Regions from separate parts of the Homo sapiens genome. Here region 1 is linked to region 2. Evidence: chromatin loops called from intact Hi-C (ENCODE). Cell type or tissue: breast epithelium. All regions are shown on one strand. Links, peaks and the distances in the headings refer to the core of each region. The heading gives the core; the rest is flanking DNA. Region 1 overlaps CAB39L (calcium binding protein 39 like). Region 2 overlaps RCBTB1 (RCC1 and BTB domain containing protein 1).

What was found. A loop is a pair of places that touch in the nucleus more often than their neighbours do. Peaks named below come from ENCODE experiments on the same cell type or tissue, not always from the same donor. Only the 100,000 strongest peaks of a DNase experiment are listed, where the experiment ranks them.
Region 1: a loop joins it to region 2, with 9 times the contacts of the local background. A loop is called at or near these places in 2 of 110 quality-filtered maps.

The regions. Positions count from the first base shown.
Region 1 is chr13:49,304,002-49,312,334 of GRCh38, forward strand. It overlaps CAB39L (calcium binding protein 39 like), which reads right to left. Exons shown (of 11, transcript NM_001079670.3): 11 at 4,649-6,992. The coding sequence ends at 6,813. Among named protein-coding and RNA genes, the nearest start is that of CDADC1, 60 kb to the left of the region's middle. RefSeq lists an enhancer at 2,196-2,695. In breast epithelium, for the core only: a CTCF peak has its summit at 4,449; DNase peaks (open chromatin) are centred at 4,300 and 5,270; H3K4me3 peaks cover 864 bases; H3K27ac peaks cover 6,546 bases.
Region 2 is chr13:49,533,726-49,542,058 of GRCh38, forward strand. It overlaps RCBTB1 (RCC1 and BTB domain containing protein 1), which reads right to left. Exons shown (of 13, transcript NM_018191.4): 11 at 7,951-8,102; 12 at 7,151-7,281; 13 at 1-537. The coding sequence ends at 397. Among named protein-coding and RNA genes, the nearest start is that of PHF11, 42 kb to the left of the region's middle. In breast epithelium, for the core only: no CTCF peak of the experiment used is centred there; no DNase peak of the experiment used is centred there; H3K4me3 peaks cover 386 bases.

The sequences.
Region 1 (8,333 bases), core at 139-8,138, 230 kb before region 2:
GTCCTGGTCAAGACTTCCCCAGGGCGGGGCTGGGGTGACACAGCTAGGCCCTGGCCTGGAGTTCAACCACCCTTTGTCCTGATGGCACTTTATAAAAACACTGTCAGCCTGGTCTCTGGGATAACAGGGTTACAAGCCTCTGGATGACTAATTGGCCCTCAGAACTAACTGGATCAAATACAAACTTTGGGATGATATTGCGTGCCCCCAGGCCAGGTGGAGACCTAGACTGAGCATGGACACTGCCATGGAGAAAGGACATGGGAACCGTGGGGTCCCCCTGCTGCCCAGCCACCCCCACACCTCGGGTTGAGGTGGGATGTAGGTTACAGATAAGGTTAAAATACAAATGGAGGCAGGTGAAAAGTTGGGTGGGTCCGGAGGTTTGAATCGCAGCAAGGAATGGATCGCTTCCTCTTCACCCAGACCTCAGCTGCTCCCTAAATCTCAGTGACCGCCAAATCGGTGCCTCTGGCCCACGTCTTTCTTGAGCCCCAGACTCATTTGTCCAACGGCTGCCTGGACATCCCCACGCCACGTCTCCAGGCACAGGACACTCGTGTGCCTCTGCCCCCCATCCCGGGCTCCCTGTCTTGGCTGAGCACATCCCCTTCTACTCAGGTCACCCACGCCACAGGCCCATGTCCTCCAGAAATGGTTCAGCTATGCCTGGTCAATAGTAAATCCTAAGTATCTCCCAAGTTCTATGGCTGCTGCCTCTGGGCTCTGGGTTTGAATCCTGCACCACCATCTGCTCACTGTATAATTGGGTGAGCAACCCTCTCAGTCCCTGTTTCCATGCCTGTAATATTGGGATTGTGAAAGATGTCATAATCAGAATGGAGCCACTTTTGTTAAAAACAAATCCTGACAAATAGAGCCAAGGGAAGGCCATGAAGAGAAATATTCGCATGCATAAATGCCTAATAACAAAAACTACCACGGCAGACTATGAAAACTGCAACCTTGCACAAAAAATGCTTCTAGGAGGACAGCTGCCCAGTAACTACCTGTCCAGCCTTGGACTGGTGTCCCTCTTGCAATTAACCCTTGCAGCCAAGGATCATTACTTCAAAGCAACAATACAGTCCTCACTTTCCTTCACCTTTGCCTTCCTTCATCTCCCTGAAGGCACACGTGCTTTTTACTCTGGCAGGCATACTCCCTGGCAGTGCCCTATTCCTGAGTAAACATCACTTTCTTTGAGAGCCACTCTCTGGTTATTTAGGTTGACAGGATAATCACAGTACGCACCTCATAAGGTTTCTGAAGACTGATGTTAATACTCTAAAGCATCTGGAGGGGGACTGCCAGCAGCACCGAGTTCGCACTCGCTGTTACCAGCTGGCGCTCATCATCCCACCCTCCCTCATTGTTCCCCCTCCAGGCCCGGCTCCAGAGCTCTCCCCCACCAGACACACAGGTGTTCAGGTCACTTCCTGAATAAAGGCCAGCCGCCTTAATGATGGCGTCAGACCCTTAGCTGGGCATTTAAGGCTCCCTCCCGGCCCTCTCACATCCCCACATGCCCCGGACAAAGCGCACACGCCTCGTCATTTTCCAGCCATGCTTCGTGCCCACGGCCCTCCCTGCAGCGGGAATCTCTCGCTCTGGTGACGGGGCTAATGTGGGCGCCGAATCTGAGCCCGGCATGTCACCTACTTTACCTCGTTGGTTCCCACAACAATCCTGTGAGGCAGGTCCTCTTTTGGCCTGTTTCCTGGAAGCTCGGTGATTCTCAAGAGGGAACAGCTAGCCGTGGAGCCAGGATTTCAGTCCAGGTGTGGCCTATCCCAAAGTCCAGGTGGTTCTAGTTAATCCACACAAACCTCTCATGAGTAGATGACATTTCAAAGGAAAAAGGGACCTGACGTCTCCGAGATGGGAAAGGATGGTAGCAGGGTGTATGTCAGCATCTCCCCAGGGCAGAACACATCTGGCGGCATCTGCAATGTCTGTTTTGCTAAGCATGAGCGTGTTTCCACAATTCCCTCTCTGGCAGGTGATGAATTAGAGTTGGTCCCAAGAGCACATCGTGTCAGCTGTGAGGGGAGGTGAACTGGGGCGGGCCCCGTGTGGTCACAGCTGGCTGGCGTTGTCAGAGACCTCTGGCTCCCCTTGTTGTCAGGGTTCCCCATTCCCTGCACCTCCCCCTTCAGCTTCACCACTGTGGGCCCAGTGTGGGGGGCTCTGCACTGAAGGGTGCCTGCCCTTCTGTAGGTCCGCCATGTCCTCAGGGTCGGCAGAGGGATCTGCCCTTCCCCCCGGGCTCCTCACCTCCTGTCTATCCTCCCTTCTCTGCTGACTCGGCCCCAGTGCCAGCTGCAGGGGACAGACTTACAAAGGCCTCTGATTCCCCTGCCCCACGAGCTCCACCACCACAGGAGGCCTACAGTAACCCCGGTGTGTCACTCGGGGTCCTGTCCCAGGATCCATCCCTAACCAGCAAGGAGAATGAATTCAACAGATGTTAAATGAACAAATAAATGAGTAGTTGAATACATATTTTTGCTTTACAGCTTTAAATATCAGAACTAAAACTAAAAGTGATCTTATTTTTTCCAACCTTCCCTAAAGGATAAATTATCAATGTATATTGCAACATATTCTCCAAAGGGACCCTATGATCACAGTATTTTAAAGTAACACAGATGGCTCTCAGTGGAGTGATTAAATTGCATCTATGTTACATTGGTTGATGGTAAAGGGGTTGCGGCTTTTTGTGTGTTTTGATGGCGACTTTATTTTAGGGTATTGTAACTGCACATGCTCCTCCATGAGGAGGAAGTGATGAGGGAAGGCGGGGACCCTGGCAGGTATTGGATGTGCATCCACCATGAACTTCAGCCTCTGTAGCCCCATGGTGCTGGGGCCACTGGGAAATGGTGGAATGGCTGGCTGAGTGGCAATCGCTCCTGTCAGGAAATCTAAGCTAATGTTATGTCCAACTGAAAAAGAAAGCCAAGAAAACAAAACAGGTGCAGAATTGCAATCTGAAAAAATTTTTTAACACTTTAATTATTTAATTTTATTTTCTACAGATGAAGTCTCGCTACGTTGCCTAGGCTTGTCTCAAACTCCTGGGCTCAAGCAATCCTGATCCCCCAACTCTGCCATACCCGCCCCCCATCCCCAGCCCACCCCCATCTCCACCTCCCAAAGTGCTGGGATTAGAGGCATAAGCCACTGCCACCGCTGCAATCTGAAATTAATGCCTATGTCAAGTTGAAGGACTGCTCAAAATATTGGAGAGGTTCAAGACTGAATGTCCCTACGCTATACAGAGGTCTAATTAGATCTTCCAAACATCAGACAACCAAGTGAAGTTAAGTTACCTACCCCCTTGAATGAATCTAGCTTTTGAAATCTTTCCGCTGAGTTATCCTTTAGCGCTGGTATCCAGAATTCCTTTTTCCGTGGGGGCTGGGAGGAGATGAAGTTATCTGTCCTGGGACAGAGAGCTGAAGAATAGGCCGAGGGGCCTGAATTCACAGCCTGGTTTCCAAAGACATGGACCTTGGGGTCAGCCCTGGCCCTAAATCCTGGCTCTGTGGCCAGCTGTCTGATCTGGAGGGAGTTACTCACCCTCTCTGTGGTCCAAGTTTCCCTCCATCAGGTGGAGACTCGAGTGAGATGTCTGTGCAGGCTTAGTGCAGACCAGACCGAACACTCAGCTTTTCTCTGCTTATTATGGCAGCTACATAACAGCAGTTTCCATGTTTCAAAAACAAAATCACACCTTGTTTACATCCATCTTCAATCTTTTCAATCTTTTTATGTAGACTAAGTCTAGCTTTTCAGGGTATCCCAATAGTATATGTTTCAGACCTTTATCTAACTGTGAGCCCCCAATACAATATCCAAAACCTTTCTGAAAGAACACTCATGAAGAGATGGTGTTCATTCATGCCACATGTATAATATTCTTTTGGATAAAATGGCAAAACAAGTAAAAGACATAAAATCGTAATGTCCTCTAATACAACAGGCCAGCAAGATTTGTAAATCTGTTTTGAAACAACTATCTTTTGACATTAAAAACGATTCCAGGAATCTTTGAATTTCATTTTCCTTCACATTGTTACAATCACTTTCAGTCTTATATAATTTCTAGACTGTGCTATGGCTCACAGCAGCTGTGTCTCATGGGAAATGCAGACAAACCAGTCTGGCTGGTGAGGGGGGCTGTGGAAAGCTCACAGCCCCTCCTTGGACAGCCACATTGCTCCCCCAGAGCCATCAAAGGAGGTCCGCCTATGAGGCTGAGGGTCTGGGACATTTCCAAGGGGAGGGTGCTCCTGAGTGTTTTCTCCAGGAGCAATCCTAACTTCTGGGCAGATGCCTGGCTCTGGCCAAGAGCCTCGTCCAAGAACATTATGATCTCAGTCCCTACTGGCCTAACGCTAGGACGCTTCCAGCTGGGGAACCTCCCAGGCAGCAGTGGGGGAGAGTTCCACATGGTTTCTGATGCCCTGGACCATCCCTAGTTCACAGCCTTGACGATGGGACGGGTGCAGGGTCACTGGTTGGTGGGGCATACAGGAAGGTGTGCTGGGGCCCTGGGGCAGCATAAGGCTTTCCCTGCCTGGAACGGTGGCAAGAACAAACACAGCCACACACATGCAATGGAATGAAACCAACCAAGAAGTGTGTGGTACCTTTTATTTAGTCAGTCTTCATTTAAATGTGTGCTTTTGAAATCACTAAATATGACCTTTTCAGAATTCAATTCTCACAGTATTTACAGTGAACTTTGTGCAAACAAATCCCCCTTTGTGCAAAGGGGGAGCTTCCTGCTCCCCCTTTCACATTAATAACTTACAAATTCAGATCACAACAAAACCCCAGACTCTAGTTTTCTGTTTGAAAGGTACTGAGCTGGGATAATGGGTTGCTAGGAAAGAGCTAATGCAAGCCCAAAGGAAATAAAATGTTTTCTTTATCAGAAAAGAATAATAACAAGGCCTCACTCTCCAAAGGAAAACAGACGTCCCAAGATGTTGTGGAACAGTATTAAGTAACCAAATACAATTCCAATGGTTATTTCACCTTCATTTTTTATACTTACACTCATCTCTTTTAATTAAATAAGCGAAACCAGAAAAGTGCAATTCGAAGGGACTCTGAACTGTCAGGGAACGTTATAAAAATAATCTGACGTCAGTGACTAAAGAGTACGGGTCATCAGGCTGCCGGCCGGCCTCCTGCAAGGGCACTGGCCAGGGAGGCCACAGCTGCCAAAGCGGGGAGGTGCGCCAGGCCCCACATCACCTGCCTCGGGGTCCATGCCAGGCAAGAAAGAAACACACACCTGGGCCTAGCCAAGGGTGGTGCCCTGCCAGGTAACTCTTCAGGTACAAAATCTACAAAGGGGATCAGTCCTGGAGAACACATTTCTCTTCCCCTCTCTAGGCAGAGAAATACCTGGCTGAAGAAAAACTACACAACACTCAAGTAATGTATAAGGGAGGGTTCCTGTGGAAGGCAACGATTCATGATTTAGAAACTGAAGTGTAAAAAATACAGATCAACAATTGTGCCTTTCATTCTTGTAAAATATCGCTTTAAAATCCCGTTTTAGATGGTTGATGTCTGAAACGAAACCACGGCCTTTTAAAATATTTTTGATTCCAAGCCTTTTTATAAGGAAGAGGAATTAACACCTCAATCATCCTAGTCACAAGAGACTATTCAGGACCAAAACTGTATAGGCTTTCTATGTGTTCACTAAAGACTGTGATGGGCAATTATAGAATGACAGCTTATTAGAAAAAAATTGCTTTTATCAACATCTGATACAATGGCTCTGAAAAAAATTTATTGATGGATCTGAGAATTTTTTCACACATGAATCATTTCTCCTTCCAATGGTTATTGATACTGATAGAAGTTCCCCGCTGAGACTCCCTGGACCCATGGTTTGTGCCTGCTGGGCATCCCACTATGCTGATTCCTACTCTAAAAGACACTTACAGCAGAAAGCATTCACCCATGACCATTATGAAGGAAATATTCTGTCCCTCACTCACCCTCTGGAAGCTAATATGGAGCAGCAGTCACTCTATCCAGAGCCACATGTTCACAGTTCTCTAGCAAGCAGGTCACACCCCGTGGGTCCCCTATTCCCCGTGACCCTTGTTGATCCATCCTCTTCCTGCTCAGTTGCTCCCCTGCTCACCTGGACTGCGGGAGGCATGGGTGCGCCCACTGAGGCCATGCTGAGGAGCTGGGATGGAATGCAGGACAGGGAGAGAGGGGAGACTGAGCTGAGAGGGAGCACTGGATCCTGGGAGGTGTGGATGCACTGATTACAGTCCAAAGACATTGGCAGCAACAAAGGACACACAATGACTGAAAACATTAACGTTACCTTCTGGGATCTCTCAGTGCCCTGAGCGATCTGTGTGTCTACCTACAGATGGGCAAAGCATTTTTGCACCCTGGCCCCATTCCCAGTTCTCCCCTGAGAACTCAGTCCTCCTTGAAGACTTGGTGATGCCTGTCAATTGAGCTCCCATTTAGCGGCTCATTGTGCCCAGGGGCTCACATCTGCAAGTTAAAATTGCTTTTATCAACATCTGATACAATGGTTCTCATTTCACATAAATAATCACAGACTTGACTAAAATGAATATATTATTCTAGGTTAATTTTTTTCCATTCAAATGTTTATACTCCATCTACCCAGAACAATTACAGCAGAAAAAATAGGCACCTCCAAAGTCTTCCCAAGAATGATGACTTTCTGAAATGACACACTGTACAAACTGGACAAATGAGACGACTGACTGTGACAGGGGCCGGGGAGCTCTTCAAGGGGCCGTTTTCTTCAAGTCTCGGATCTGTTTAATCAAGTAGTTCTTCTCGTCAGCGAACTGCTCATCATCCGTCCTTTCTTTTTGGAAGCTGCTCAGAAACTCAATGAGTTTGGGCTGATTTTTTAACAGGATCTCCACAATAGGCTGTGTTTTGTGAGGACTGGCCACAAACACCTGAAACAAAAAGAAACAAATACTTAGGAGTGCAAGCCAGGGACCTCACCCACGCTACAGCAGTGCAGGCCAGGGACCTCACCCACACTACTCGCGTTTCATGCGTGACTGATATTATTAATGCGTAGAAGCCCCTGACTCTAATTCTCAGTGAGGGTGATCAATACAGTCACACACCACATAACGACATTTCAGTCAACAACAGACCATGTATACGACTGTAATCCCATAGCACCATAATGGAGCTGAAAAATTCCCATTGCCTTGTGATATCGTAGGTCAGTGCATTTACTCATGTGTCTGTGGTGATGCTGGTGTAAACAAACCTACTGCCCGGCCAGCTGCATAAAATTCAAGCCCGTACAATTATGCACAGTGCATAATACTTGATAATCAACGACGATGGTACTGGTTTACGTATTTACTATACTATACGTCTAATCATTATTTTAGAGTATATGCCTTCTACTTAGTAAACAAAAAGTTAACTGTAAAACAGCCTCAGGCAGGTCCCTCAGGAGGTATCCAGAAGAAGGCACTGTTATCGTAGGAGGTGACACCTCCATGGGTGTTATGGCCCCTGCAGACTTTCCAGGGGGACAAGATGTGGAGGTGGAAGCAGTGATACTGATGATCCTGACCCTGTGTAGGCCGAGGCTAATGTGAGTGTTTATGTCTTAGTTTTTAACAAAGAAGTTTAAAAAGTAAAAAATAAAAAACTTTAAGCACAGAAAAAGCTTATAGAATAAGGATATAAAGAAAGAAAATGTTTTTGTACAGCTGTATAATGTGTTTGTTTTAAGCTGTGTTATTGCAAAAGAGTAAAAAAGTTTTAAAAAATTAAAAAATAAACTTTTTATAAAAGTAAAAAGTTACAGTAAGCTAAGGTTATTTTTATGTATGTATTTATTTATTTTTGAGACAGGGTCTCGCTCTGTCACCCAGGCTGACGTGCAGTGGCACTATCAGAGCTCACTGCAGACTGGAACTCCTGGGCTCAAGCGATCCTCCCGCCTCAGCTTCCCCAGTGGCTAGGACTACAAGTGCATGCCACTGCACCTGGCTAATTTAAAAAGTTTTTCGTAGAGGCAGGCCTGACTATGACTGCCAAGGCTGGTCTCGAATTCCTGGTTTCAAACAATCCTTCCACCTTGGCCTCCCAAAGCTGTGGGATTACAGGCATGAGCCACCATGCCTGGCCCTAAGGTTAACTTATTATTAAAACAAGAAAAAAAATTTTTTAAATCAATTTAGTGTAGTCTAAGCAGTGTTTATGAAGTCTACAGTAGTGTACGGTAATGTCCTAGGCCTTCGCATTCACTCACCATTCAATCCCTGACT
Region 2 (8,333 bases), core at 325-8,324:
CCCCAACTATCACTGCTCCTGCTGTCAGAAGATTGTTGATACGTGGCCCAGGAGAGTTGCTGCCAACTTCCCCTTTCCAAGTTCAGAAGTTCCTCTAATCAAAAATGAAAAGAAGACCAAAAACGACTAACTTTCACCCTTTTACATGTTCCAGCCCAAATTTACGAAAGGTCACATTTAAAATACACTTATCTGGAAACAAGGGTTGTTTAAAATGGGCTCAAGAAAAGCCGTACACCCTTGTTATGTTCCTACACAAACAACTGTGTCCCAGATGTGGAAAAAAACAACCTGATGGTCTTTTACCTGCAGAATCACATCACCCGTAGAGCACAAACTGGACACATCCTCAACAGTGCCCCAGAGCACTCACACAGAACCCAGCAGCCTTGCGCTTCAGTTCTTAAAGGCTCCACATTTACTGGCTTTAGCAATGAATTCCTTTAGCAGAGGGCCATCCATTTGCCAAAATGCTGCAGTCTGTGTAACTTCTGTCAAATGATTGATGCAAAACTTAAAGCAGAATTCTTCTAAATCCTGGACACACAACAAAAATAAAAACAAAAATGGCTTTTTTAGGCAACTTTGATTGAATTACTTCTCTCTGAGCCCTTTACCCCAAATCTCTCACCCTCCCCCAGAAAAGATATTTGAGAGGCCAGATACCTAAAACTAGGCAAAAAGGTGACCACAGGTAGGTGTGAGAAAAACACATACTATTTATTCAACGCAGTAAAAGCAATGGTCCTCTAACTCAAAGTACGACTCTTCAAAACACACACGCGCGCGCACACACACACACACGCAAGATCTACAAGGGAAAGAATTTCCTGCACGATTATCACATAATCTAGTTATGCTCAAAGACATTGTTGTAAAAGGCAGAATGCCACTTTAGTCTGCAGAATGTGTTTTGTCACGTTCAAGACATCAGAGAAAAGAATTAAGATGTGGGTTAGTTTAAGAAACAGAAAGGTAATGAAGAGATATGGTCAACCTAAAGTGGCACATTAAAAAGAAAATCCCAGCCGGGCACGGTGGCTCACGCCTGTAATCCCAGCACTTTGGGAGGCCGAGGCGGGCGGATCACTTGAGGTCAGGAGTTCGAGACCAGCCTGGCCAACATAGGGAAACCCCGTCTCTAGTAAAACTACAAAAATTAGCCGGGCGTGGTGGTGGATGCCTGTAATCCCAGCTACTCAGGAGACTGAGACAGGAGAATCGTTTGAGCCTGGGAGGCAGAGGTTGCGGTGAGCCGAGATCGCACCACTGCACTCTAGCCTGGGTGACAGAGCAGAGGCTCTGAAAGAAAATCCCAAAAAATTCACCTTAAATTCACTTTTATGCTCTCCTAATAATGACTTTATTTTTAAAGCCATAAAGAATAATAACACTACAACTTCCACCACACTAATATCTCAGAACATCACCCCCACAGAAGTATATTTACACAGGTTAGTTTTCAGTCAAACAGAAGTCACCAACTACCAACATTCAGGGGAGTAACATCCACAAGGGGTAAACCAGAACCATTTCAAAATCAATCCCTGCCTATGCTAATCCACCCTTTCATCCCCTGCCAAACTTTAATATAGTCTGTCCCTTAGGATGTTGGAATATATATTTATTAAATCGATTAGGCACCTGGAATGCATACAAAGACTCAATATATAAAAGGAAATCACACTAAAAGCTCTTATCACAAATAGCTTGACTTTATTACAACTTGGTTAGCTGGTACATTGAAGGTCAGCACTCCGGGTTCTATCGAACCAGAAGCTCAACATTTCAACTGCAGGTTTTGACCGCACATTTCCAGCTACCACGAGGTGGGAATGTTAGACAGAGTGGAAGGGGCCCACACAAACATGGAGAGACCCCTTTTCTGCTCTCAGCACAGACCTCTGCAAACAATGATTTCCTTGTTCTAAGGGTCCTCCTGTCCCTGGCTAAAAGATGCCCTAGAGTAAACTCCAGAAACCCATCCAGTCACATAACCATTAAGAGATAAACCACAGGCCAGGCGTGGTGGCTCACGCCTGTAATCTCAGCACTTTGGGAGGCTGATGCGGGCAGATCACGAGGTCAGGAGTTTGAGACCAGCTTGACCAACATGGTGAAACCCCGTCTCTACTAAAAATACAAAAATTAGCCAGGTGTGGTGGCAAGCACCTGTAATCCCAGCTACTCAGGAAGCTGAGGCAGGAGAATCGCTTGAACCCAGGAGGCGGAGGTTGCAGTGAGCCGAGATCATGCCACTGCACTCCAGCCTGGGAGACAGGAGTGAAACTCCATCTCAAAAAAAAAAAAAAAGAACTTTTATACACAATATAGGTATAAAAATGGTGCCACTAATCACAATTCACTTTATACACTCATGAAAATGGTTCTATCAAACTGCCTTCCCTTCCCCTCCAATTAGTTTGAACTACTGAGGTATCTGGGTATGCAATAAATATTCAAAAGTTCCAAACATTAAAAGCCAAACTAGAGAATTCTGAAAACAATCTAAATCTGGGTTGTGTAAGTAACTAATTAAACCTTGGTTGAGGCAGATCTATGTAAAAGGAAGCCCTGAACGCATGTGGTGAGGGACGTTTGAATTTGCAAGTTCACCAGAGAGTCGCACAGTCAAGCTGAACCACTTAGCAACCAGTGCCCAGGGTTGGTTTGCCTTTGATGAGCAAGTTAGACAAACGCCCTTCCGACTTGACCTCTCTTTAGTATTATAAGAATCTACATAATCTGTTCCTTTCATTCTGCAAAGGATCAAATCTTCAATAACAGGCAAGAAAATGCAACTCCTGTCCAAGTGAGAAGTCAACTATAACAGGGCTGGTTATAGTTGACTTCTTACTTCTAACTGGGCTTTAAATAAAACAGTTCCAAGGAGGACCAGAAGGATCATGTGACCAGGAGATGAACAAAGTTCCCGACAGAATGAAAGTCCTCTTATAGCCCATGGAATAGGGAAGTGGAGAGTATAAAAACAGAAGGGTCTAATACAGTCTTCTTGGTATTAGAAACTAAACTCTGTTTATGACGTTATGTGGCAGAACAATTATAAAGTGTTCTAAGGCAAATGAGATAAAATACCAGATTTATTGTCATTAGCAAAGAAGACAAAAATAAAAACTGCTCTTCTGAAGTAATTTATAAATCATTCCAAATCTTTCAACATTGAAACTATTCCAATTCAATATATATACTCTGAAAATAAGCTGTTTTTCCTTTCCACAAATTTTCTTTAGTAACAAAACAAAACACAGAGCATTGATGGTCTTAATATCCTCATTTTAAAAAATGCTAATGCCGCCTCTAAGGGAGTTCTTACCCTGTCCTAAAACTCCAAAGCTAAACTAGTTGAATGTTAATAATTTGAAGACCACCTAACCAGGGTGAGCAGGTGCCTCGGCATCACAGCTCCCCACAAGACACATTCCAGATGACACAAGATCACGAACCACACCTAACTCTGTCCAACCTGTTGTTAAAGTAACTGCAAGACAAAACCCCAAAACTGTCAGTCTATAATTCATGTTATAGCACATCAAGTACAAAATATTCCAAATCAAAGAAGTTTTGTTTTGTTCTCAAAATGTACTTAAACATTCTACCATATGGAGAAAACATAATTTATCCCATTACGCAAAAAACATTTGTCAGCCTACTGCTGATCAAAGACTTTTCATTTGGCCCACCAAAAGAAGAAAAAAACGCTGGCCACCAAGCCTTAACACCAAGCTGTCCAATACTCATACCCCAGACCAACTTCAGAATTAGATTCCTGGGCTCACGTTTATCGCTTCCCTCCAAAAGCAAGATCGTAAGATATAAGTTGCTTAGCACACAGGATTTCTGGAAAGTTCTCTACTCTGGTTAAACAAATAATACTTCCCAGCTGTTTCTCTTAACGTTCAAATACACATAAAAATAAAAAATTTCCTGAAAAGAATCAGTTTGCATTGTGCAACTGATCTATCTTGAAACAATGTTTTATCCACATTTTCTCCCTGATGTCAATATTTATTCAGGTCTGTACCAAAGGAGTATCTGGGTGCTCCTTTGTGAAGTCCTTCTTAATAAAACTTGTGGACAGTTTCATAACACGTTCATAGCAAGGGATCCACAATCATCAACTTACTTTTGAAACTCCCTGTAACTACTGAGTCCATACATTTTTGTTGCTTTAATGTGTGTACATTTGCTTCAAAGCTATCTTGTCAAAACGGGGCATGGAGGAACCTCAGGTACTTTCGTAGAAAGACAAGAAACATTGGAAGCAGGTAGTCTCCATCTTCCTAGCATTTTGGCCCACAGCACGAAGGCAAAGTCATCTAGCATCCCCAAGTTGAGCTCTAAAAATAATAGTTTTTGCAGTCAATTTCTAACCTGACTCATCAGTAGCCTCCAATCAACTAATAAACACAGTAAGAGGGCTTTCTTTTTAAGAGATGGCAGTCTCACTATGTTGTCCAGGCTGGTCTCAAACTCCTAGCCTCAAGCAATCCTCCCACTTCAGCATCCTGAGTAGCTAGAATACAGGCATGAGCCACTGTGCCCAGCTATGGATTTTAATTTTGTACTCCAGAACTTCATTCATGTACTCACTGTATCTTGTAGCATTCAGGAAATAAAATGTAAAAGCACATTAGTCAATTACGTAACTTGTATTGTAACCTAAGAAATACACCCTAGAAAGAGGCCTGGCGCAGTGGCTCATGCCTATAATCCCAGCACTTTGGAAGGCTGAGGTGGGAGGGACACTTGAGCCCAGAAGTTCAAGACCAGCCTGGGCAACATAATGAAACCCTGTCTCTACAACAAATAAAAAATAAGAAATTAGCTGGGTGTGGTGGCACACATCCGTAGTCCCAGTTCCTGGACTGGGAAGGAAGGAGGACTACTTGAGCCCAGGAAGTTGAGGCTACAGTGAGCTGTGATCACACCACTGTGCTTCAGCCTGGGCAACAGAACAAGACCCTGTATCACCAGGAAAAAAAAATACATACAAATTATGAATATATATATATACACACACACACACATATATATATATGCCCTAGAAATAAAGAGGTGAGTCTTTCTTTTTGTCTTCTTTCTATTCTCTAATTTTTCTACGTTGAATCTGTAATATTTGTAGGATTTTAAGTTTTTTTTAACTTTTTTTTTTTTTTTGAGACAGAGTCTTGCTCTGTTGCCCAGGCTGGAGTGCAGTGGTACAACTTCTCCCTCCCAGATTCAAGCAATTCTCCTGCCTCAGCCTCCCGAATAGCTGGGATTACAGGTACGCACCACCACACCCAGCTAATTTTTGTATTTTTAGTAGAGACAGGGTTTCACCATGTTGGCCAGGCTGGTCTCAAACTCCTGATCTCAAGTGGCCCACCTTGGCCTCCCAAAGTGCCGGGATTACAGGCGTGATCTCCAAGCCTGGCCATTTTTTTTTTTTTAAGCACACCTTCATGGTGAGGTATTTCAAATGTTTTCACTCATTTATTTAATTCAACATGCATTTTTGAGCGCCAGCTCCATGCCCACACTGTGACAGACTCTGGGGAATCACACTTATTTGGAGTCTTTCTAAAGGAAGTTTTTATCATGTTTATACTTAATATGAGAAAAATGAAAACTAGTAAAGGAAATGACCTGCTGGCACAGGAAGCAGCAGCAGAGGCTTTTTCTGTAAACTTCCTAGGACAGATCTTAGCTAAAAGTGAGGAAGAAGTTTCCAGCAACTTGAGCCGAGACATCTGCCTCTGCCCAGGTTGTTCTCACTGGTGTTAGTCAGCAAGGTCTGATCCTGAGTATGGAACTCGTTAACAAGGAGGAGGAGCGTGGAGAGGCCCAGAGAGGATTCTAACATCCGTCACCAAATGGACAGAAAAGGCACTAACCCAATTTAAAATTATATCACCGGGTGGAAATAAAATCTAAAGAAACAGCTTTTCTAATAAAGAGGTTCAGGGTGTCACAGGAAGGACAGGAAAAAAATCATACCCCATTTTCTATTAGAAATGATTTACTTTGATCATCATTCCATCTGTTGTCGGGCTGCAGACAAAGTCAGCTACATTTGACCTTATCAAATATTTATAATCAGAATATAGCCTCAAACAAAAATAAGATACATTTTGAAAACATCGTGGTCAACTTTGATCCCTATGTGTGATGAAGTGTGTCCTCTTATACCTCAAAGGACACAGCTGCAGATCTTTGCAGGTGTTTGATAAACTCCTTGATACCAGATATTCTGCTTTGTCAAATGACAAAGTATCTGCAAGGATAGGCTAATTGTAACATTCTACATGCACAACTTAGCTAGATATTTTGAAACTCCAAGGCTATTGCTCTCTACCTTTTATTCTCTCTGAATCTGTGAAACCAACCATACCCGCCTTCAGCTCACTGATCATCCTTAATGCTTCCTTTAAGGTACTATCTTCATCCAGTTCAACATTTATCAGGTGCCTAATATGTGCCAGGCACTATAGGGTATACAGACGAATGAGACAGTTCCTGCTCACGAGGAGCTTACAGTCTGATGCTTTGGTTCTTCAAAAAAATGCACACAAACTTTCAGACTCCCCAAAGCCCATTAATTCACAGGCTCAACAGATCTGTGAATCTCAGATTAAGAACTCAACCCAGTGCAAAAACAAAAGGAGTCCACAGCAAGTTCTTAACAGGTAAATAACTGTGAGCTGTAATTAGACACTAATAGAATTGCAGAGCGTACACAGATACAAATCATACACATCCCCAGCTTATGACAGGGCAGAGGTGGAAAGACAGCAAGGTAAGTCTCGAAATAAACACATATGCTGACATTAAGAAAGACTTGAAACTAAAATATGCTGTTTGTTAGTCCAATTAGTTGTGGCACCTTATGTTCCAACCTGCAGCACAGCTGCTAGGACCTTGGTTCGTTTCCTGTCTTACTTAGAAATGAAAGTAGAGGAACAACGACTTTTGAAACAATGAACAGGGAATTAAGAAGCAAGGGCAGATTTCAGTTTTCAATGGGTTCACTGATTCCCTAAACAGAAGTGGAGTGACTCATCGTTTTCCATGCCTCACGCAAGAAGCGGGGGAGACGAGCACAAAGGGAGTTAAAGGTGGTCTGGTTTCTGTTTGTTGTTTAAGTTACCTCTGCATCATATCTGACTGCAGCAGAGAATAGCGAAAAGGCATTCTCCACAGTAATTCCTCTCTTGATAATGTGCTGACAAAGTTTTTTCAGTCTGTTTTCACAGTAAGATGTCGCCAAATCCAGAAGACCTAAAAGTAAAATATGTGAAAGGTTTAATCAAATGTATAATAATTTCCAATACACAGAGATTTTGTTTTGGTGAACAGAGGTGTACAGGTAAATTAGAAGTTTCTTAGTGGATAAGATTCTGAATTTGAGTAAATAAATTCTCTTTTTTACTGTCTGCCTCCTCCACTTCCACACCTCTCCTATATTTACTTTATACAATTTCTTCAATAGTGCAAAGAAAGAGCAAAAAATGCAATTTCAATCCTCATTTTGTTTCTAAAACGCTAAATGCATTAGCAACTTATACTTCACTACTAGAAAATTAAAATAAGCCCATAGCTTAATACCTAGGTGATGGGTTGACAGGTACAGCAAACCACCATGGCACACGTTTACCTATGTAACAAGCCTACACATCCTGCACGTGTACCCCAGAACTTAAAAATAAATTAAAAAAAAAAAAGTCCTTCAGTAACATTAGAACAAAAAAGCCTATGGTCATAAACTAGGTCCAAAACTATTAACCATAATAACTACACAATACTACTTTTAAAGATACTTACTTCAAATCTTTTTTAAGCACCAAATTAAAGCCAATACACCTGAAGCTTTTTACATTTCAGGACTAAGAATATGAGGGGATATATTCTCCACCATGCGGCTCGTCCATCCCAATGCTACCACAGTACCTATAGCATCTTCTGGCGGCAGGTCGACTGTGTCTGTGTAGAGGTACTGGAGAAAGGCACGATACACTGGGTAAGAAAACTGATCGATTTCTATCACTTCCTTCATGTCTTCATTCCAATACGACTGGAACATGGATCGAAAATGCTCACACCTAAAACAGCAAAGCAAAAGTCTTATTTGTTCAGCAGCAATTTTTAAAAAAGAAAAAAAAATTACCTAATTAAGTTGATAAAATCAGATAAACAGAAGTATCCTTGGGCCGGGCGTGGTGGCTCATGCCTGTAATCCCAGCACTTTGGGAGGCCAAGCGGGTAGATCACCTGAGATCAGGAGTTCGAGACCAGCCTGACCAACATGGATAAACCCCGTCTCTACTAAAAAT